Linked DNA regions of Mus musculus: region 2 is linked to region 1. A link is a loop called in an ENCODE intact Hi-C map of the cell type or tissue named here. Cell type or tissue: heart. All regions are shown on one strand. Links, peaks and the distances in the headings refer to the core of each region. The heading gives the core; the rest is flanking DNA.

What was found. A loop is a pair of places that touch in the nucleus more often than their neighbours do. Peaks named below come from ENCODE experiments on the same cell type or tissue, not always from the same donor. Only the 100,000 strongest peaks of a DNase experiment are listed, where the experiment ranks them.
Region 2: a loop joins it to region 1, with 2.6 times the contacts of the local background. A loop is called at or near these places in 1 of 42 quality-filtered maps.

Annotation. Positions count from the first base shown.
Region 1 is chr3:94,437,523-94,447,585 of GRCm38, reverse strand. It overlaps Mrpl9 (mitochondrial ribosomal protein L9), which reads right to left and starts at 4,250. Exons shown (of 7, transcript NM_030116.2): 1 at 4,092-4,250; 2 at 3,771-3,927; 3 at 2,875-2,999; 4 at 2,635-2,685; 5 at 849-950; 6 at 243-326. The coding sequence starts at 4,235. In heart, for the core only: a CTCF peak has its summit at 6,196 (motif pointing left); a DNase peak (open chromatin) is centred at 4,275; H3K4me3 peaks cover 1,789 bases; H3K27ac peaks cover 1,404 bases; H3K27me3 peaks cover 1,024 bases.
Region 2 is chr3:94,305,930-94,315,992 of GRCm38, reverse strand. Them4 (thioesterase superfamily member 4) reads right to left here and starts at 5,861. Exons shown (of 6, transcript NM_029431.1): 1 at 5,705-5,861. The coding sequence starts at 5,776. Gm36010 (a long non-coding RNA gene) reads left to right here and starts at 5,940. Exons shown (of 4, transcript XR_867460.2): 1 at 5,940-6,121. It also overlaps the pseudogene Gm52664. In heart, for the core only: a CTCF peak has its summit at 5,756; a DNase peak (open chromatin) is centred at 5,792; H3K4me3 peaks cover 1,848 bases; H3K27ac peaks cover 1,364 bases.

The sequences.
Region 1 (10,063 bases), core at 1,363-9,362:
TCCATAACATAGATCTGACGTCCTCTTCTGGTGTGTCTGAAAACAGCTACAGTGTACTTACATATAATAATAAATAAATCTTAGCAGGGCCAGAGTGAGTGGGGCGGAGCAGCAGAGGTCCTGAGTTCAATTCCCAGCAACCACATGATGGCTCATAACTATCTGTACAGATACAGTGTACTCATATACATAAAATAAATAAATAAATCTTAAAAAGAATAGAAAATTCTGTAAACACTTACAGTCACATCACACCAGTACTCGCCCCACCGAGTGATAGGCTCCTCTGGCAGCCTCAGAGCATGTGGGGCAACCACCACACCAAGCTGAAAACAGAACCAACAACCAGATAACCTTTTGATTGCAGCACAATCTAACCTGGATCACCCTAGGTAACAGTCTGGTCTATAATTTCCTACGTAGGACTGAATACACCTGGGGAACTGATTCTGGTTGATGTCAGGGAAGGGCACAGATGCCCACAGATGATAGCAGAAGAGGCTCAGTCTTATTTCTCAGCGAGGGTGGTGAATTTACAAACAGAACAGGTCTTGAGACTAATACTGCTTCATCACAAAAGTAATGATTCTCCAGTAAGTCACATATTCCCAGGTTCTTCCTAGCTAGAGATAAAGTAAACTCAACTGCCCTTTCCCATTAGTCCTTAAAATCTGCAACTACCTTTAAGTTCTGAGCCACATTCCTCCCTTTTCCCTGCAAATCAACCAAGAATAACTCCCAACTCCAGCTAGTAAAACCATTTTATAGAGGACAGTTCAATCATGGGTCTTCTACCAAGGAGAGATGGCTCTTACTCAAAGGAAATACTAATGTTTGGGAACACTCACATTCTTGAAGAAATGGCGGGCAACTATTTCAGGGTTTAGTTCCCATTTGACATTGTTCTTCATTCCCACCTCTAGATGACAGCTTCTCAGAAACTTCACTGTCTGTGGGTCAAGAGGAGTTGGAGTCAGAGGAGAGGAAACAGTTCAAGCCACAGGGTCTTAGGTTCGGGAAAGGTATAACATCTGCTCTACAGCTACAAGAGGTGACAACAGGACACTGATGGGAAAACCCACAACAGTCATTTTCCTCAGCTCTGATATAGAAGAAAGATGCTTTCAGGATTTCATAGGGGATTTTATTTTGCTGTTTCTAGGCAAAGGAAGAGAAATAGTCTGTATTAAACTCGGGATTAGGGCGGGCAAGATGGCACAGTAGGTAAAGGTGCCTGCTGCCAAGAACAATGCCCAGAGTTTGACCCCAGAATCCACTTCGAGGAAGGAGAGACAGGCTCGTGCAAGCTGTGCTCTGAACTGCACATGTGCTCTGCCCCAGTACACAGATGTAATAGACTTCCTGGGGCATCTTGGGAGGAAGTAAGCTTCAGGACTCGCAACCTCACAGCTCTGGCATCCAGTTCTACCTGCCCTCCAGCATTAGTTCTTTCCTGCTTACAAAACTAAACATAGATTACCTGAAGGTTCAAGATATTTTTTACACTTGATGCCCAACCCTCTTTCCAGCTGTCTCTTTTTTCTCTTTTGGTTTTTCAAATCAGGGTATCTCTGTGTAGCCCTGGTTGTTCTGGAACTCACTCTGTAGACCAGGCTGACCTCCAGCTCAAGAGATCTACCTACATCTGCCTCCCAAGTGCCGAGATTAAAGGCGTGCGCCACCATGCCTGGCCCCGCTGTGTATTTTCTACTATTACACTATATAAACCTTTACTTTAGGTAGACTGGAGTATCTTCATTGTTAAAATATGCCCTTGAGCTGTTGGCAGGTGTGTGTATAACACACACAAGGCCTAGCTTTGCTCCCCAGCATCCACAATGACCTTTGCAGCATATGTCTACAATCACACCAACTGAAGGGCAGAGTAAGGAGAATTAGGTTAGGGCTGGCCTTGGCTATATACAGAGTTCAGGGCCAGCTATGGCCATATAAGATCCCCTATTTCAAATAAGCATACCTTAAATATTCACTTATACTGCCTAGATTGCCTCAAACCTACTAATTCCAAGGGCCTTATTTACTACTACAAGAAAAAAGTACCCCTCCCCTCTTACCCCCCAGCACCTCCAGACCCTCTTTCCAGCTGTCTATCAAGTGACTCCTACTTTACTGCCTTTAGTTTGCTGACTACCTTCTCCTGTGTGTCTACAGTTCTCTCTCCAACTTATTTGAAAATATTCCCAAAAGGCAGAGTCTTTATCTTATATTTTCCCATAGATCTTGCTTCCTGGATTGGGACTCCCTCAAAAGCTAGGGCATTTTTTGCACCCCCCCCCCCAAAATCCCAGGCTCTGAGTATTTCAAATGGAAGAAATGAACAAATTAAAAAATTGGCACATTTTCTTAAAGGAAGTAAAAAAGCAGCCAGCTGTGGTGTCCAACGCCCTTAATCCCAGCACTTGGGAGGCAGAGGCAGGCAGATGTACAGAGCTAGTTCCAGTACACTGTACCCAACACAGCAGTTCCAGAGGACTCCATACCAGCTACACAGAGCATCAGCCACAATACTACTTTAGCTCATCCTTGTGTGTAACAATAAGCAGACGTGAAGGCCATCAGGGACTCAGGAGGGCGATGACCTCCATGAGGAATCAATAAAAACTTCCTACTCACCGCCTCTCCTGCCTTTGTCTGGATCTTCTCCAGTTTTCCTTCGCGTCTCAGCTGAAAGAGATGAAACTGAGTAGAAGCAATGCGCCACACTGAGTAATTACAGCCCAGCTGTGCTGGGAACTGGTGGGCTTCTGGGTTCTAGCTGTTACTTCATCTTTGAATTAAACAACAAAAGGAAGGACTTCCTAGCAGGTACCTTAAAGTTTTATTTTTCCAAACCCCTTGGTCCTTTGAGCTCACCGATTTCTCCTCTTCAAACAGCTTCCTATTTTCAGGAGAAGCATACACTGCCAGTCCCTGAGAAAGGAGCTTGTTACGACCCACAGATTTCTTCACTGAGACCAGATCACCCCGGACTCCAATTTCTGTCAATGAGAACGGGAATGGCAGATGAAATCTCTGCAGGCTATGGAAAAGATGATCATGGGATCAGCCACAGGTAAAGGCTGTGCCTTAGTGTACTCAGGCCTTGGGGTACATCTCCAGCATCACCAAAAGGGAGGGGCATAGAAAAGAGACAGCCCTTACTTTCTCACAGTTTTTATTCTTCCTTACAAACACCACCACCACCACCACCGTCAATTTACTAGGGCAGGTTATAAGGTCCAGTCGTTAAAGTGCCAGCTGCATAGAGGATCTGAGTTTGGATATTGTCCATAACCTTAGCACTGAGGGGAGGTAATACCTACATCCCTGGGGGCTCAACTCATGCCCTGTATCAAATAAGGTGGACCTTTGGCGCCCCCCTTCTTTCTCTTTCTCTCTCTCTCTCTCTCTCTCTCTCTCTCTCTCTCTCTCACACACACACACACACACACACACACACACACACACACACACCATGCATTTATTAGGAACTACACTTGTCACACGTCTAGCTTAAAAACTGGTGCAGACTGAGCTGTTCAATCAAAGAATGTCACTGTTTGTGCTGCGAACTGTTAGGCTTCTCTTTACACAGTTAACAATATTGCACACACGTTTTAATTTTCCGTGACTTTTTTTTTCTCACCAGAACCACAAAGTAGTAAAAACAAAGCAACAAAAGAGAGGCAGGAAGCGGTTAACGTCAAACAAGAGCAGGGGACAGAGGACAGGGACAGGGGAAGGGGTCAGTACCTGGGCCCAAGCCTTACCGTCCACAGACTGCGTGAGGATGAGCTCCAAGTTGTCTTTGGGCCGGTGTTTCGTGTCCTCCACCAACTTATACACGCGGTGACGCCGGTGCAGGTGCGGCTTTCGGCCCTCCCCGGCGAGCGGCACCTTCCACCAGCGCTCCACGATGACCGTGCTCTGGTGGTCAGGGAGGCTGGGGTGAGCGAGTGTCCGCAGAGAACAACCCGCCACCCCGCCGGCGTCCCCAGGAAAGTCTGCCCCCCAGCCCCGCAGTCTGAGTCTGGCACGAACGACACTCCTGTCCCCCACCGTGTAGGACCCAAGCCCCAGCCGGCCCTCACCTGATAATGAGAGAGACTGAAGTCACGCCCCGGGGTACTCCCTTCAATTCGCGGCCGGAATAGCTCCCGGATGCCTCCTTGACGCAGCCAAGCAGCACCTGCCCACCACAGAGTCCTAACCCCGGGAGCCACAGAGGCCGCCATGACAGCGGAGCGGACAGGCGGAAGAAGGACCCCGCGCATGCGCAGCTGCGCCTCTGGGCTGCCCGCGGCGCGCCTGAGTGGTATAGATATAGGCTGCGCTGAGACCTGGGCATGGGGAGTGGGAGAGTTGCCGCAACCCCGCCTTGCACGCCGACGATAGGACAGCGGAGAGAACTGCTTTTTTTTTTTTTTGTCACCACTTTCCACAGAGCTTTGCGTGGACCGACAGTGGAAAACGTACTTTTTTTTTTTTTTTTTTTTTTTTTTGGCTTCACTTTTAAAAAAAGAGGCGGAGGGGGCTTGGCGCACCCTGTAATCTTCCTGCAGGACAAGTTCAAGCTAATCTGGTTTACATCTCAAGCTCTAGGCCAGCCAGGGCTACATAGCGAGACCAATAATAATAATTAACTGGTGAGGAGGAGGATTTTTATCCATAAAAACCAATGATAACAATATAAGTGGTTTGGTTTAGTTCTAGGTACTGGGATCACTTCTAATTTTGACATGCTATAATTTCTGAACACTAAAATATGGATGTCACTCTCAATTTTCCCTTGAATCTTTCTAAAAGTAGTCGAAGGATGGGATCCTCTAAAAACTCTGCAACTTTCCATGATATTGTTACTATTGTATTTAAGCTAATATTTAAAGAGTTGCAGGAGACAAACTGTAGAGAAAAAGAAACTACTGTTAGGCACAAGCAGGTCCTTCTGTGGAGTCTTTGTGCTTAATAGATGGTTATAAAATGAGGGTCTATAAAGGAGTGTGGAAAGATGTGCTACACTCCATTTTATGTGCACTTACATAGACTGACCTACACGCATTTCCTTGGTATTCAGGACAAGTCTTCAACAGTCTTTTAATTGTTTGCACCCAGCACTCAGTATGTGGAATTTCATTCTTTTTAGTATCCAGTGTCTTGATGCTCTCAGTTCACCTTATGGCTAACCGCTATTTATATGCCAGTGATGTCCAAATTCTTATCCTAGGCTCCCACAAACTTCACATTGGAATACCCAACTTCTTATTCATCATCATCTTATATGTCTAACAGACATTTAAAACGTAATGTATGCCCCATTCTTTATAAACTGCCCTACCTGCAGGTGTTCCTGTTACAGCTGATGAGAATTCCATTTTGTTGTTTTGTTTTCCTCCATTCTTTGAAACATCTTATTATTTTAAAATTTTTACACGTTTGTATATTTGAGATTATATAATTTTACCCTTTTTCTCCTTCTAACCCCTCTCCTCCTCTCTCAGATTCATGGACTCTTTCCCCTTGTTATTTATATTTGTGTTTATACATTCTTAAATATATAAATATAATCTGCTCAGTCTGTACATTCTTACTTGTACGTATGTATGTTTTCAGGGCTGATCATTTCGTATTGGGTAACCAACTGGTGTGCTCTTCCCTGGGGAAGATTATTTCTCCTGTTCTCAGCATTCTTTTCTTGCCTGTAGCTCTTTGTCTAGGGTTGAGGCCTTGTGAGCTTTTTCCTTTCTCATTAGTATATTAGTATATTAGTGTCCTCCTTGTTCAGGTCTTGTTTAGGTAGCAATGTTGGTAAGAATTCACAGATGTAGCGCCCCTGACATTTTTAGGAGACACAATCTCATAGCAAACTTCCTGTTCCTCTACTTCATAGAATTGTTCTGCCTCCTCTTCTACAACAATCCCTAAACTTGAGATGCAGGTATATTATAGATGTATCAGTTGGGAGTGCGTTTCACAACTCTCCGTTTTGATGGTTGTAGTTTCTGTAACGATGTCCACTTGTTACAAAGATGTTTCCTTGATGAGTGGCAAGAACTACACTTATCTGTGGGAAGAAGGATAACGTTTTAGAATGTAGTTAGAGATTATGCTGGTTTAGTAGGGTGGTAGTTATAGGTTCTCCTCCAAGATCCATGACCTCACTAGGCAGGAACATCTTAAGTTTCCAGAAACAGGCATGACTTCCCTCTTGTGGAGAGGTCCTGAAGTACAATTAGAGCGTTGTTGGTTACTGTCAAGGTAGTATGCATGCTGCTGGTTACTGTTGTGGTTGGTAGGCATCATAGCTAGGTAGGACTATCAGTTGCTTTCTTCCTTTAGCACCATGAAAACTAGTTCCCAAGGAGGAGGCTTTCAGCTCAGAACTACCTCTGATCCTCTGAGTGCTGAGCACATTTTTAAAAGCTTCTTTATTTCACAAGGCATCAGGAAAACCCTATATGTTCTTAAATAATTACGCTAAATAATTAAAACATATAGAATATATATCACATGTAGAACACTAACGAGGTCAAGGAAAAGTGAGAAAAAAGGGAAAGTGAAAAGAGAAATAAAAAGGAAAGAAGACAGGAAATGTTTAAAATCTAAGAGGCAGAGCTGGAAAGATGGTTCACTGGGTAAATTGCTCGTATGCAGCTCTGATAAACTGGGTTAGAGTCCCACAACACACAAAACCCCCTAAAGCCAGATGAAGTAACTTGAGTCCATTGAGTCTGTAATCTCAACCTCAGCATTACTATGGTGATAGGAGATAGAGACAAGAGAACTGACCAGAAGCTTAAATTCACAGTGTAGCAGCAGATAGAACAAGAGCCTTTGGTTTAAAAACAAGGTGAAAGGAAAGAATAGACTACTTGGAAAAGCTGTCCTCTGACTTCCACATACACATGCATAGGAATTAAGTTAAAAGGATCCATGTGGCAGGCTGGCATGGTGGTGCCGGTCTTTAATCCCTGCAGAGGCAGGAGGATCGAGCTCTCTCTCCCAAATCTAAGTGGTAACACTTTTTTTTTTTTTTTTTTTAGAACAAAAGGTATATTGGAAAGAGGCAGGAGACTACCTTGTTGCATCTCTATTCTACCATAAAATCATACTGACTTTATTTGGTTGACTGTTTGTTTCAAGCCCTGGCTGGAAGGTACCTGTCACACCCATGTCTTCCTCTTTGCTGTCTTGGTGAAACAGCTGATGGAGGGCTCCAGCTACCTGCTCCTTATTGGCCAGACAAGTGGGGAGGCTGACATGGGATGGCTTTCTGACTAAACAGGTAGTTCAGCCTGCTACCATGCACAACCATAGCATCCGATTGGAACAAAAGTGGACACTGTGTGAGGAAAATTTGCATCAATGAGACAGAAGAGGATTTACTCTCTTACCTTCTGGTTGAGGTCACCAAGGATGTTATTGGGGGTCACTCGTACCCCAGTGTTTTCACACTGACACAGAAAAGTGTACACAGAGCTAAGTAGTAAGAGATCTTATTTGGAAGCAAAGTAAAGGCACAAGTTAGATGTACTACATGGAGCAGTGGGTCCTGAGCAAGCATGCAGTAGGAGTGCCTGGTTCCTGTTTAGGGCTTTCTTTCACGGGTTCAAGGAGAAAAACAGTTGATTGTGTGATTGTGATTGTGATTGTGTGTGTGTGTGGCTTGATGCCCCATTGTGGAGAACACATTATCTTTTTCTGTAGTAGTCACGGAATAAGAGATGTGTCCTACACAGTTTTATAGGATTTTCTTTCCTTAAGCCAGATGTAGCTTATGCTTGTAATCTCAGCACTTTGGAGGTAGAGGCAGGAAGATCCAAAGTTCAAAGCCATCCTCACCTACTCAGTTCTAGACTATTCTGGGCTGCATAAGACCATCTCCTCCTCCTCCTCCTCCTCCTCCTCCTCCTCCTCCTCCTCCTCCTCCTCCTCCTCCTCCTCCTCCTCCTCCTCCTCCTTTTTCGGTTTTTCGAGACAAGGTTTCTCTGTGTAGCCCTGGCTGTCCTGGAACTCACTCTTTAGACCAGGGTGGCCTCAAACTCAGAAATCTGTTTGCCTCTGCCTCCCGAGTGCTGGGATTAAAGGCGTGCGCCACCACTGCCCAGTTTCTGCTTCTGCTTCCTCTTCCTCCTCCTTCTTCTTTTTAAATTGTTTATTTAGTTTATGTATATGAGTACACTGCAGTTATCTTCAGACACACTAGAAGAGGGTCGGATCCCATTACAGATGGTTGTGAGCCACCATGTAGTTACTGGGATTTGAACTCAGGACCTCGGGAAGAGCAGTCAGTGCTCTTAACCACTGAGCCACCTCTCCAGTCCCTGGCTTCTTCTTTTTTTATTAGATATTTTCTTTATTTACATTTCAAATGTTATCCCCTTTCCTAGTTTCCCCTCTAAAAAATCCCCTATTCCCTCCTCCCTCCCCCTGCTTCACAACCCACCCACTCCCACTTCCTGGCCCTGGCATTCCCCTACATTGGGGCGCAGAACCTTTACAGGACCAAGGGCCTCTCCTCCCATTGATGACCAACTAGGCCATCCTCTGCTATATATGCAGCTAGAGACATGAGTCTCACCATGTGATTTCTTTGATTAGTGGTTTAGTCCCAGGGAGCTCTGGGAGTACTGGTTAGTTCATATTGTTGTTCCTCCTATGGAGCTGCAAAGACCATAACTTCTTTTTAAAAAATCTTTTAATTTTTTTTTTTCATTTGAGACATGTATCTGACCCAAAATTAACCTCAACCTCCAATTCTTGTCCTGTCTCAGCCTCCAGAGTGCTGGGATAATAGATGTGCACTACTAAAGATCATTTTAAGAGTCATATCTAGTCACTCTTTCATGTAAAAGACCGCTCAATCACTTCCCCTTTACGCAAAAGAAAAAGCCCATAGATTGGTGTAGGTTGTAATGTACTATAGCTATACTTACTGCCCCATTCACCTACAGTAGCTGCCTTCCTGTTGATAACAACAGACACACCTTTAGCATTTGAAGGGGCTGTTGCTTTTGACTAGGATAGTCCTTATCCTTAGACATTAGCTTCGTTAACAGTCTATTTATTAGTATTGTTGTTGTTATTGAGATAGGGTGTTTCTGTGTAGCCTTGGCTATCCTGCAGTTCACTATGTAAACCAGAAAGCCCCCTGTCTACACCTGACTGGCTGACAATCTTAACTCCCTTTGTCTTTGATTGATCATCTTTTCAGTGAGGCCTACATGGATCACCTGTACCAAAACCCTGCTGCATACCCCACACTTCTAATCCTTTTAGGGTTTTTGAGATAGGGTCTCAGAGTGTAGCTCTGGTTGGCCTGGAACTCATTATATAGACTAGGCTATCCTCAAAAGATCTACCTGCTTCTGCTTCCCAAGTGCTAAGATTAAAGGTGTGCCATCACACCTGGCTTGGCTCTTTTTTGTTTCCCCTTTAGCAGTTCTCTTCTGACATGCTTATTTCCTATATACTTACAAATATCTGGCTCTCTCACTTTAAATAGAGCAGAGATCTATAGTTCACACAGTGGTGCCTGGCTCATAGCAGGCCCTCCATAAATATTTAAATTGACGGTTAATAAATTTTAAGAGGCCTCAAACTGTTGGTTCTAGAACAAATTTTTCTCTCAATGCTAAATTTTATCAGTGTCTTAGGTTTTCTATTTCTGTGATAAAACACCATAAACAAAAACAACTTAGGGGGAAAAAGGTTTATATCATCTTAAAACTCTCAGGTTATACGCTTATCACTGAGGGAAGTCATGGCAGGAAATTGAGACTGGAACTGAAGGAGGGGCCATGGAGGAATATTGTTTATTACTTTGCCCTGCATGGCTTGTGCACCCTCAGGACCACCAGCTCAGGGGTGCATTACACACAGTGAGCTGAAACCTTCCACATGAATCACTCACTGCTTAAAATCCCCAGAGGCGTGTCCACAGGGAATTCTCAGTCCATGTTACCACTTCTTAGGTGACTCCAGCTTGTCTCAAGTTGAAATAAAATCAACCAGCACAATTGTTACCATATTCTTATGTGTGTATGTGTTAACTTATTATAGAATC
Region 2 (10,063 bases), core at 962-8,961, 130 kb after region 1:
CTGCTACAGAAACCTCACAACAGTTATGATCACAGAAGGTATCTACCATTCGGAGTTCTACTTGTAGTCACCATCCTGATTGCTGTGTGTGTCACTTGGGCCACACCCCTGACACTATGCTGCGCTCACTGATGGGAGAATCAGCTTCTGCTGATGCCTGGGCTGACTCCAATCCTGGTTCAATAGGAAGAACAGAGGGACCCTGCCTCAAGTACTCTATGAAAACAACAACAACAACAACAACAACAACAAACTGGGTTGGTGAGATGGCTCGGTGGGTATAGGGTAAAGCCTGCACCAGGTCTCACAACCCCAGCTGGATCCTTGAAACTTGTATGCTGGGAGGAGAGAAGGAAAAGTTGCTCACAAAGTTCCACTCACAAATACATAAATGCAAACAGAAGAACAACCAAACCCTTCGTCAGAGATAAAAAGGAAGTCCTGATTTTGTGGTACTAGAGCATTGAGGAAAAAAACAGAAACAACATTTTCCTGTAGCTCAGGATAAGCAACTATTTTCTATGCTGCTTTGATCAGGTAATCCCTTCAGAACCCAGCCTAGATAGTCTGGGAAAGACAGACAAGCTCCACCCATTATTTCTTACTCTAAATACAACTGTGGTAAAATATTGATGCATTTCCTCCAAGTTCTTCCCATTTACTGCACTGTACCCTGATTTATACTGCTAACGAAGTTCATTTCACATTTTCCTGGCAAGCCTCTGACAGCAAAAACCTTGCATAGTTCTCAGATAGTTAATTTCGTTCAGCAGGGTTTTGTTTTGTTTTTCTTTTCTCTTTTCTCTTTATACTGCTCCTAGTAATGTCAGAAGCTACACCAGTAAAATCTCACCAACATGACTACCTAAACCTGAGCTGGACAGGGAGGATGAGGACACCAACAAACAAGCTAAACCACCACAGTGAACAGTGCAAGAGGCTTCCGCCCTTCACAAAGAACTACAGGGAACCAACCAGTGAAGGGAGTGGGAGGGAGACGTGGTCTTCCTCAGGGAAAGGCACCCAATCGGTTGCCCAGTCCCAAACAGTCAGCGCTCAAAACATACATACATTATATGGACTTAACAGGCTATACCTGGGATTATGCATGGATATATAAATGCATATATCCATATATATATAAACTTACAAAAACAACTGATCTTAAAAGAGGTCATGAATTTAAAGGAGAATGAGGAGGGTATATGAGAGGGCTTAGAGGGTAAAAGGGAAGGGAGAAATGATGCAATTAAAATGCAATCTCAAAAAATTTGTTTTATTTTGTTTTTGAGGCAGGATGTTGCTATAATACCCTACCTGGCCTTAAATTTGTAATCTTCCTGTCTCCTAAATACTGGGATTACAGGCATGTACAACGGTGTCCAGCTTGAAATCAGTCTTCTTCCCCTTCCTTCCTTCCTCTCTCCCTCCCTCCATCTCTTTCTTCCTCCCTCCCTCCTTTCTTCCTTTCTTCAAGACTAAGGCTCACTATGAAGCCCTTGGATGGTCTGGAATTCATTCTGTAGACCCGGCTGGTCTTGAACTTACAGAGCTCTGCTTGCCTCTGCCTGCCTCTGCCTCCCTAGTGCCAAGATCAAAGGTGTGTACTAGCATGCCAACTCTTTGGAGGAATCAGTTCTCTTCTTCTACCATGGGGGTCCCAGGGATTGAACTCAAGCTTGTATTTAGTAAGCACAGCACCCTCACCCCATCTCTGCTGCCTCTTATCTATCTGTCTATCTATCTATCTATCTATCTATCTATCTATCTATCTATCTATCTATCTATCTATCTATCTATCTATCTATGGATAGGGTCTCGGGTCTCACTATATGTAGCCTTGTCTGGCCTGGTACTCAATATGTAGATCAGGCTGGCCTTGAACTCAGAGATCCACCTGTCTCTCCCTCCCAAGTGCTGGCATTAAAGGCGTGCACTACCATACCTGACCTTGTTGGAGGAGGTGTATCCCTGAGTGAGGGTTTTGAGATTTTTTACATCTCAGACATTCCCAGTTAGCTCTTTGCCTCCTACTTGAAGGTAAGGGTGTAAGCCCTCTGTAGCACCTGCAGCACCATGCCTGCCCGCTACCATGCACCCCACTGACAGCCATGGACTTAACCTCTAAAACTGTAAGCCCCCAATATACTCCTTCTATAAATTGCCTTGGTCACGGTATCTTCACAGCAATACAAAAGTAACTAAGGCAGGAAGAACTCTTAACTACTAAGCTATCTCTCCAGGACCCAGTAATAACCATTTTTGTTTGTTTGTTTTGAGATAGGGTCTTATTATGCAGCCCTGGCTGTCCTGGAATTCACAATGTAGGTCAGGTTGGCCTCAGACTCACAGAGTTGCCTTCTGAGTGCTGGAATTAAAGGTGTGTTATCATATCACAATGCTCGGTTTAATAATCACCCCACCCCCTTTTTTTGAGACAGGGTTTTTCTGTGTAGCCCTGGCTGTTCTGGAAGTCACAAGAAGAGGGCATCAGATCTCACTACGGATGCTTGTGAGCCACCATGTGTTTGCTGGGATTTGAACTCGGGACCTCCGGAAGAGCAGTTGGTGCTCTTAACCGCTGAGCCATCTCACCAGCCCAAACTTTTATTTTTTGAGACAGGGTTTCATTGCTCTGGACCTCACTGCATAGACCAGACCTACTTCTACCTACTTGTGCTCAATCTACTGCTTCTTGTGTGCTGGAATTAAAGGTGTGCTCCACCACACCCAGTCTGATTTTAACTTTTAAAATAAAATCCAATAAATTGTTTTGAGTTCTATTATATACCTTGTTTTTATGCAGGGAACAGGAAAGACAAAAAGAAAAGACCTAGGCTCTGCCTTTAAATGTGAGAAGCCTCAGGTAATGGGAAATATAACTATACATAGATATGGATACAAGTGCTCTCATGGAATACTTCACTTGATCTTAGCCAAAAGGCCGAGAAGCGATCTCATGGAATACTTAAACAACACACATCATCAAAAAACCCAGACTGATTTCTTGCAGCCAAAGTTCATGAAAGGGAGTACTAAAGGCTACTCTAAGCAAAGGCCCGGAGAATGAAATAGCTACAGACATACTGGAGGACTGCTAGGATCTCAGCCTTCACACATGGAAAGTGCAGAGAAAAGAGGTGTAGCCAGACACAGCTGACAATTCAGAAGAAGGATCACAACTCAGGTCTTGAATGTAACCTTCTAGGTTAATGGTTTTTAAAAAATCAGTGTGAAAGGTGATTTTAGGTAGCACAAGGACAAAGATAGACGTATGCTTTAAATATTATAAGTAACATAATATATAATTACAGTAATAATAAAGTACATTATATATAGTTATGTAACCCAGAAGAACATGAGTAGCACATCACACTTGTTACAGTAAAAGTGTTTTTACTTAGGATGAAGCTACATAAAGAGACAATCATGGGGCTGGAGAGATGGCTCAGTGGTTAACAGCACTGGTTGTTCTTCCAGAGCATGCAGGGTCATTTCCAGCACTCCCAAGGCTGTACAACTGTCCATAACTCTATCTCAGGGGGATTCAACACCCTCATCTGGCCTTTATAGGCACTGCCACAGACATACGAGAGGCAACACACATAAAAAATAAATTAAGTTTTTTCCTTCTTTTCTGTTTTTGTTTTGTTTTTGCTTTTTCTTTGTTTTTAATTGTTTCTTGAGACAGGGTTTCCCTGTGTGGCTCTGGCTGTCCTGGAACTTCTTCTATAGACCTTGAGGTCATATAGATCCTCCTGCCTCTGCCTCATGAGTGCTGGGCATAAAGACATGCACTACCACTGCCTAGCTCTTTTTTTTTTTCTTTTTATAAAGGGCAATCATGTAAGAATCATGAAGTTGGTGTGTTGAAATGCTCAATTCCCATAAAGAGCCTTCAGCACAGTAACAGCATTGGTTTTTACAAAGTTTCACCAAGTGCAAAGGATGAGTTAAAATAGTGAGAAAAAAGCAAAAGTAGCAAAGACTGATAAAAATCTGGGCTAGCTATAGCCCAGAGCCGAACTAGGTACAGAGGAACAAGAAGAGAAGGTTCAAGTGACACTCAGTGCTAGAACCCAGGGAAATGGGAGTTACTAACCCCAGGAAAGAGGAAGCAGAGGAGTCTTGGATGATTCCAGACTTGTGGTTTGGATGGCAAGGTTAGAAGTAAAAGATGCTTGCTAGTGTGAACGTGCAGATGGCAGAGAATGGGAGTGAAGCTACTAATTTCAGTTGGAGCCATGCCGAGCTACCTTCTGGACACCACAGTGTTGTGGGAAATAAAAGAAACTCAACTTTCAGTTCAAAGAGGCGAGGTCTAAGCGCTACTTGTGGTGAATGCACTTGTAAATTCATAGCACAGGCTATGAATAAAGGACAAGTTGTAGGGATAATCATTACCCTTTGTTCTCAGCAGGGGAAAGGTCATGCTTGATCTTTAGTTATACATTTATGGAAGTTGGACTTGTACTTGTAAAATAAGTTATGACTTTTTCTGCCTCCTTTTAAGATACGTTACTAAATCAAAAGCAGCATGATGAAAAAAAAAAAAAGGCCTGCAAATACTAATGCTGTAATGTTCTCAGCTCAGCACAGACTGCCAGGCTCCAACATGTAATTAAACTAATTCATATTTGTTGTTGTAAGACTAGCACGAATCATTTTCTTTTCTAATCGGCAAGATGGTACCTGGCTGATGTCAATACATCAACATTCATCATTATTTTAAAATTGTGTGTGTGTGTCTATCACCCAGGGCCTCCAGCCCTCTTATTGTCTAGCAGGAAGCTGCAATAGCTTGAGAGAGATGCCACTCCCCTAATAATCAAAGTTCTTTTTCATTTCTCAATACAGAGCTGTTCCCTGTCAGCTGTCGTTCTTTATTACAACACATTGTATACAAACATTTGATTTGGCAAACTGATCCCATTCTCCCAAATTAAACCCGTAAATTTCTTGGGCGGAACGTTTTTTCCCCTTAGCTAACTATAATACGACCTATCGTCAGTGGCCAATCACACCTGACATATATGATAGTCTTTAAACTAACAGGCTCCCATTAGACAGTTTGGGCTAACTCTATCGAGCCAGTCCAAGAGCAATTTCTTTGATAGAGACAGTTCTTACTGTCGATATACATTTTCAGTACACACGGACACACACGCGGGCGTGAGTTGGAGCTCAACAAGTATTGACTACATCAATAGAACAAAGGCAGGGATAAAAATATGGACAGGCAACATTTAAGATTTACATTCCAGGTATGCTAAATGCTTCCCTTGCATTATCTCATTTAGTCTCATAACATCCTCTAAGATGATGAAAACGGGCTAGAGAGGGAGTAATTATCTGACAATCAGAAGTCTACTTCTTCCTGAATTGGTTATAACGAATCAGAGTCTATCAGGATTAGATCCCTGCTAAGGATAAATGGTCTTCTCCAGGGGTCAATAATGGCTCTTTCACAGTTTTCTGGGTGACCTTGCTTATCCTTTCTTATTATCTCAGTCTTAGTAGTGGCGATCCCATCCCTGCAGACCTAGTTCAACCTTGAGTCACTTTCCCTTCCGGCTCCTCCCGATTCGAATCTCAGGGCAGAAGAGCCCAAGAGCCCCGTCACAGCCAGGGGCAGGTGTTAGCTTAGTCTCGGTCGTGCTGTCTCCCCTTCTCGCCCCACGAAAGCAAGCGTCCCGGGACTCACCCTAGCTGCTCCTGGCCGCCTCGCAGGCGTGGCCCCAAGAGTGCGCAGGCGCATAGCGCAGTTTCTCAGCATTGCTCAAGCCGAGGGCAGGACGCTGCTCTCTGCTCTGTTCCAGAAAGAGCCACACTATCCACACGCCGACTCTGGGCTATTAACTGTGGAGGCGGGCGGGTGGAGGGCGGAGCCGCGCGCCGCCCACAGTGCTGGCGCCTCTCCGAATCCGGGCGGACCGAATCCTCTACACCCGCTTTTGGTTCCGGGAGATTTTGCGTCCGGCTCTCAGCCACGGTTACTGCACTGGCGCAGCGAGACAGCCTAGTTTAGTTCCTTGTTCACAGGCAGTTTAACGCTCCAGCCAGCGAAAGACTCATCATCTCGGCCGAACAGGAGCACACACAAGGAGTGGATAACCACTAGGTGCGGGTTGATGGTGTTGGTCTTCTGGGTGTAGAACACGTGCACATACATTTAAAACTCTGTCAGTCTCTACTATTTAACAGGTACACTCTTCAGGTGCCCCTTCTCTCCGCACGCGCGCATATGTGTCTGTGTACTGAAAATGTATATCAACTTTTACTCTAGTAAGAACCGTCTCTATCAAAGAAATTGCTCTTGGTCTGGCTCGATAGAGTTAGCCCAAACTGTCTAATGGGAGCCTGTTAGTTTAAAGACTATCCGTTGATTCACTGATTTGTTCTTTCTGTGCTGGGAACAGAAGAATCTCAGTGTCCCACAAAGGAATACAGAAGCAAAGCAATTATTTTTGTCAAAGGGTGCACCAAGATCCAACTACAGTTAGCAAGCACACAGGGGACAGGTGGTGACTGCCCCACGCTCCCCTGACCCCAATTGCCCGGCGTTTGTTGTGATTGACTAGTTTTAAAATGATAATTACAAAGGAAATGAAAAACTAATAGAAGGAGTTGTGGATAGTCTAATATTTGGATAGTGGTGTCATAAAGCATTTAATTCTAGCACTTAGGGGCAGAGGTGGGTGGTTCAAACCAGCTAAGACAACATAATGATACCTTATCTCAAAAACCTAACCAAACCAAACAACAAAAAGCAAAACAAAAACAAAGAAAGGAAGAGAAATCTGCATTGAGTTGGAGATATGGTTCGTAAGTTTAAAAGCAATGGTTAGAATCTGAGCGCCCACATGGCAGCTCACAGCTGTTTGCAATTCCAGTTCCAGGGGATTGGATACCCTCTCTTTCTTTTGGTTTCTGTGGGCACCAGGCATGCATGTGGTGCACAGACAAAACACCCATATAAATAAAGTCAAATAACAATAATAATAGTTGTTCTCTACTCTGTTTCACAGTGAGTCTTATATGCCTTCAAGTTCTTCTGTCTTTTACCTAAGACACCCTTTTTTTGTTTGTTTTTTGTTTTTTGTGTTTTGTTTTTCGAGGCAGGGTTTTTCTATGTAGCTCTGGCTGTCCTGAAACTCACTCTGTAGACCAGACTGGCCTCGAACTCAGAAATTCAACTGCCTCTGCCTCCCAAGTGCTGGGATTAAAGGCGTGTGCCACCACGCCTGGCCAAGACACCCATTTTTATCTGAAAGCTTTCTCTTTTGTTGGAGGCTAGAGCTAGAGGTGCCTGACATGAAGGAATAGAGTTGGTTACATACCACAATTCTAGACAACAGCGAGAGTACAATAGGAAAGGGATTAGGGACTTTATTTTTGAGTTTCTAAGGTCAGAAAGACAGTGGTCTAATGACATCCTGAGAACTGCCTCCAGGGGCTAGGGATAGCTGCAAGATTGTACAGGGTAAGAACCAAATTGTGGTTGGGGTAGGTATGTAAGTTGTTAGCCCAGAAACTTGTAGCAATTTTAGGATCTGGTCGGGTGGCTCCTTGTCTTAGATTTCATCTTTCAAGGTCCCGATTGCAATTGGGAAATCATTAGCTCTGTGAGTTAATTCCAGTTCCCATTATAGGGTGCAAGCCTTCAGGGCTCACTGTTTCTGGAATTTGAGATATCCTAGGAAGTAGAAATAACAGAGAGAATGAATAAGTTAGAGGAACAAAATGGAGATCGGGCAGTGATTTGAGAAGCAGATGGAAGAAGATGGAAGCTGTTGATGTGTATGGCAGGTTTACTTAAAATCTTCGAAGTCAGACAGGAGGATCAGGAGTCCAATGTCATTCTCAGCCACTGTTGAATTTGAGGCCATTCTGAGATACATGAGACTGTGTGCATGTGTGTGTTTATCATCCTTTTATCATCATTAGTATCATACTAATACTTGTAGCACAAAGTCTTCCAACTTACTCTCTTCAGACCCAATAATCAAAAAATTTTATATCTGCATATGTATATCTTGCCACCAAGCCTGATGACCTGAGTCCAATTCCCATGATCTACATGGTAAAATAAGAGAAGGGACTCCTTCAATTTGTTGTCTGACCTCCAAACATATTCTGAACATGTATGCAGTAATGTGTGCATACACACACTATCAAGTAAATAAGTAAACAAATGTAATAAAGAATTATGAAAAGAAAACTTATTGCAACAACGTGGGTAAACTTGCACATGTTAAATGAAATAGGCGCCGATAGACTAATGTCATATGACCATACTTATAAGTATAATTAAAAAAAATAGAACCTGTACAAGCAGACAGTAAGATGGTTGTCAGATTCAGTGAGGAAGGGTTGGGGACTGGGGAGATGTTGGTTAAAGAAAACAAAATTTCAGTTAAGAAAGCTTAATAGGGCTATTATATAGCATCATGGCAACTGTAATTAATATAAGTGTATTTTATGCTCGACAGGCACTGATAGAGTGTCATCACTACAGAAAGTCATAGGTATCTGAGGTATTGCATATGTTAGTCAGTGTGTTCTAGCCATTCCAATGTGAACATGTTTTAGACAAAATGTTGTGTTGACTACATAATTTTGTTTGTAAATGAAAAGTAATTTGACATTGTTTTGTGTATCTTGTCTGTCTGTGTGGTAACCAAGGCATTCTTTTAGGTGAGTGGCTAACCTGAGTTACTGATACTGCCACTTTGCTGCTTGTTTCTGTGCTTCCCTTGGACCTGTTCTCACCAGTCATCTTTCAGGAAGGATGTCCCCTTCCTTAATTGTTATGCATAGGGCAAGGCCCTGAAGTGAGGATCTGGGTCAGTGAAAGGCAAATCTTTCCTTTGAATGGTTGAAGAGGTACTTGGAAGGAGGAAGTACATGCCCATTTTCAGGCTACTACAATTAGTTTGCATCATTGGTATTTTGATTCAGTATTTATAGTTATTGTATATTCTCTTTTTATTCCTGGAGCAGTCTGGCAGATGTTCTCATTTACTGGTGTGTGCCTTGGCCTTCCAAATTTCTTTTCTACTCCTTGAATATCCCATAGTCCTTTCTGTCTTGGTGTCTGTTGTCTGCTTGCCATGATTTGCCCTAGTTTCTCCCATAGCTAACCCCTCCCCCTCCTTTGGTGTCAATGTAGCTTCTGATTTCTCAGAAAGGGCTTCCCTGGACAAGGTGTTTGCAGTGTGACAGATGCTATAATTGCTTTATGTACATGATTATTTAATCTGAGTTAGACCTTCATTAAGTTGTCTTAAAGTAGCCAAAATTTCCTTTTAGGTAATTATCATAGTTATAATTCAATCTAAATTTGTAAGCTTCCAGTTTCCTTCAGAAAACCATGTGTTTGTTTGTTTGTTTTTAATGTTTCTTGGCTTTGTTCTGCGTCTGTAGTACCTAGGCACTTGAAAGCAGAACTTGAGAGGAGAAAAAAAAAGCCTTATCCAAGATAGGGTCTCACTTGGTCTAAGTTTACTTTGAACTCATTATATAGCCAAAGGGTGTTCTTCAACTGTTGGTCCTCCTTTCTTAGCTCTCCAAGTACTGGGATTATAGACATAAGCATCTGGTTTCTCTTGATATACATACTTCAGGAACCTGGATGTGATCTATGTACCAGTCCATCAGTATTCAGTCAAGTCAATGGCACTGGGTTCCAAATCCCTCAAGACTGAGGAATGGGCAAGAAAAAGGGGGAGTTATAACTGGGTCTTCCACTCCAGACCACTTCAACAGTAATGGGATGAGGGGAATGATAAGATGGGTGATGCGTAAGAGTACCTGTTGCCACGTCTAATGACCTGAGTTCAATACCTGGGATCCACATAGTGGAAGAAGATAATCACTCTTACAGGTTGTTCTTTAATCTCCACATGTGCTGTGACATAAACATGTGCACACACACACACACACACACACACACGCACACACACACACACACACATACACACAATCAATAAGTGTTTATAAAAACTTAGAATGATGGTTTGACAGTGGGGGTTTGAAAGAGGACCGAGTACTGACTAACCTA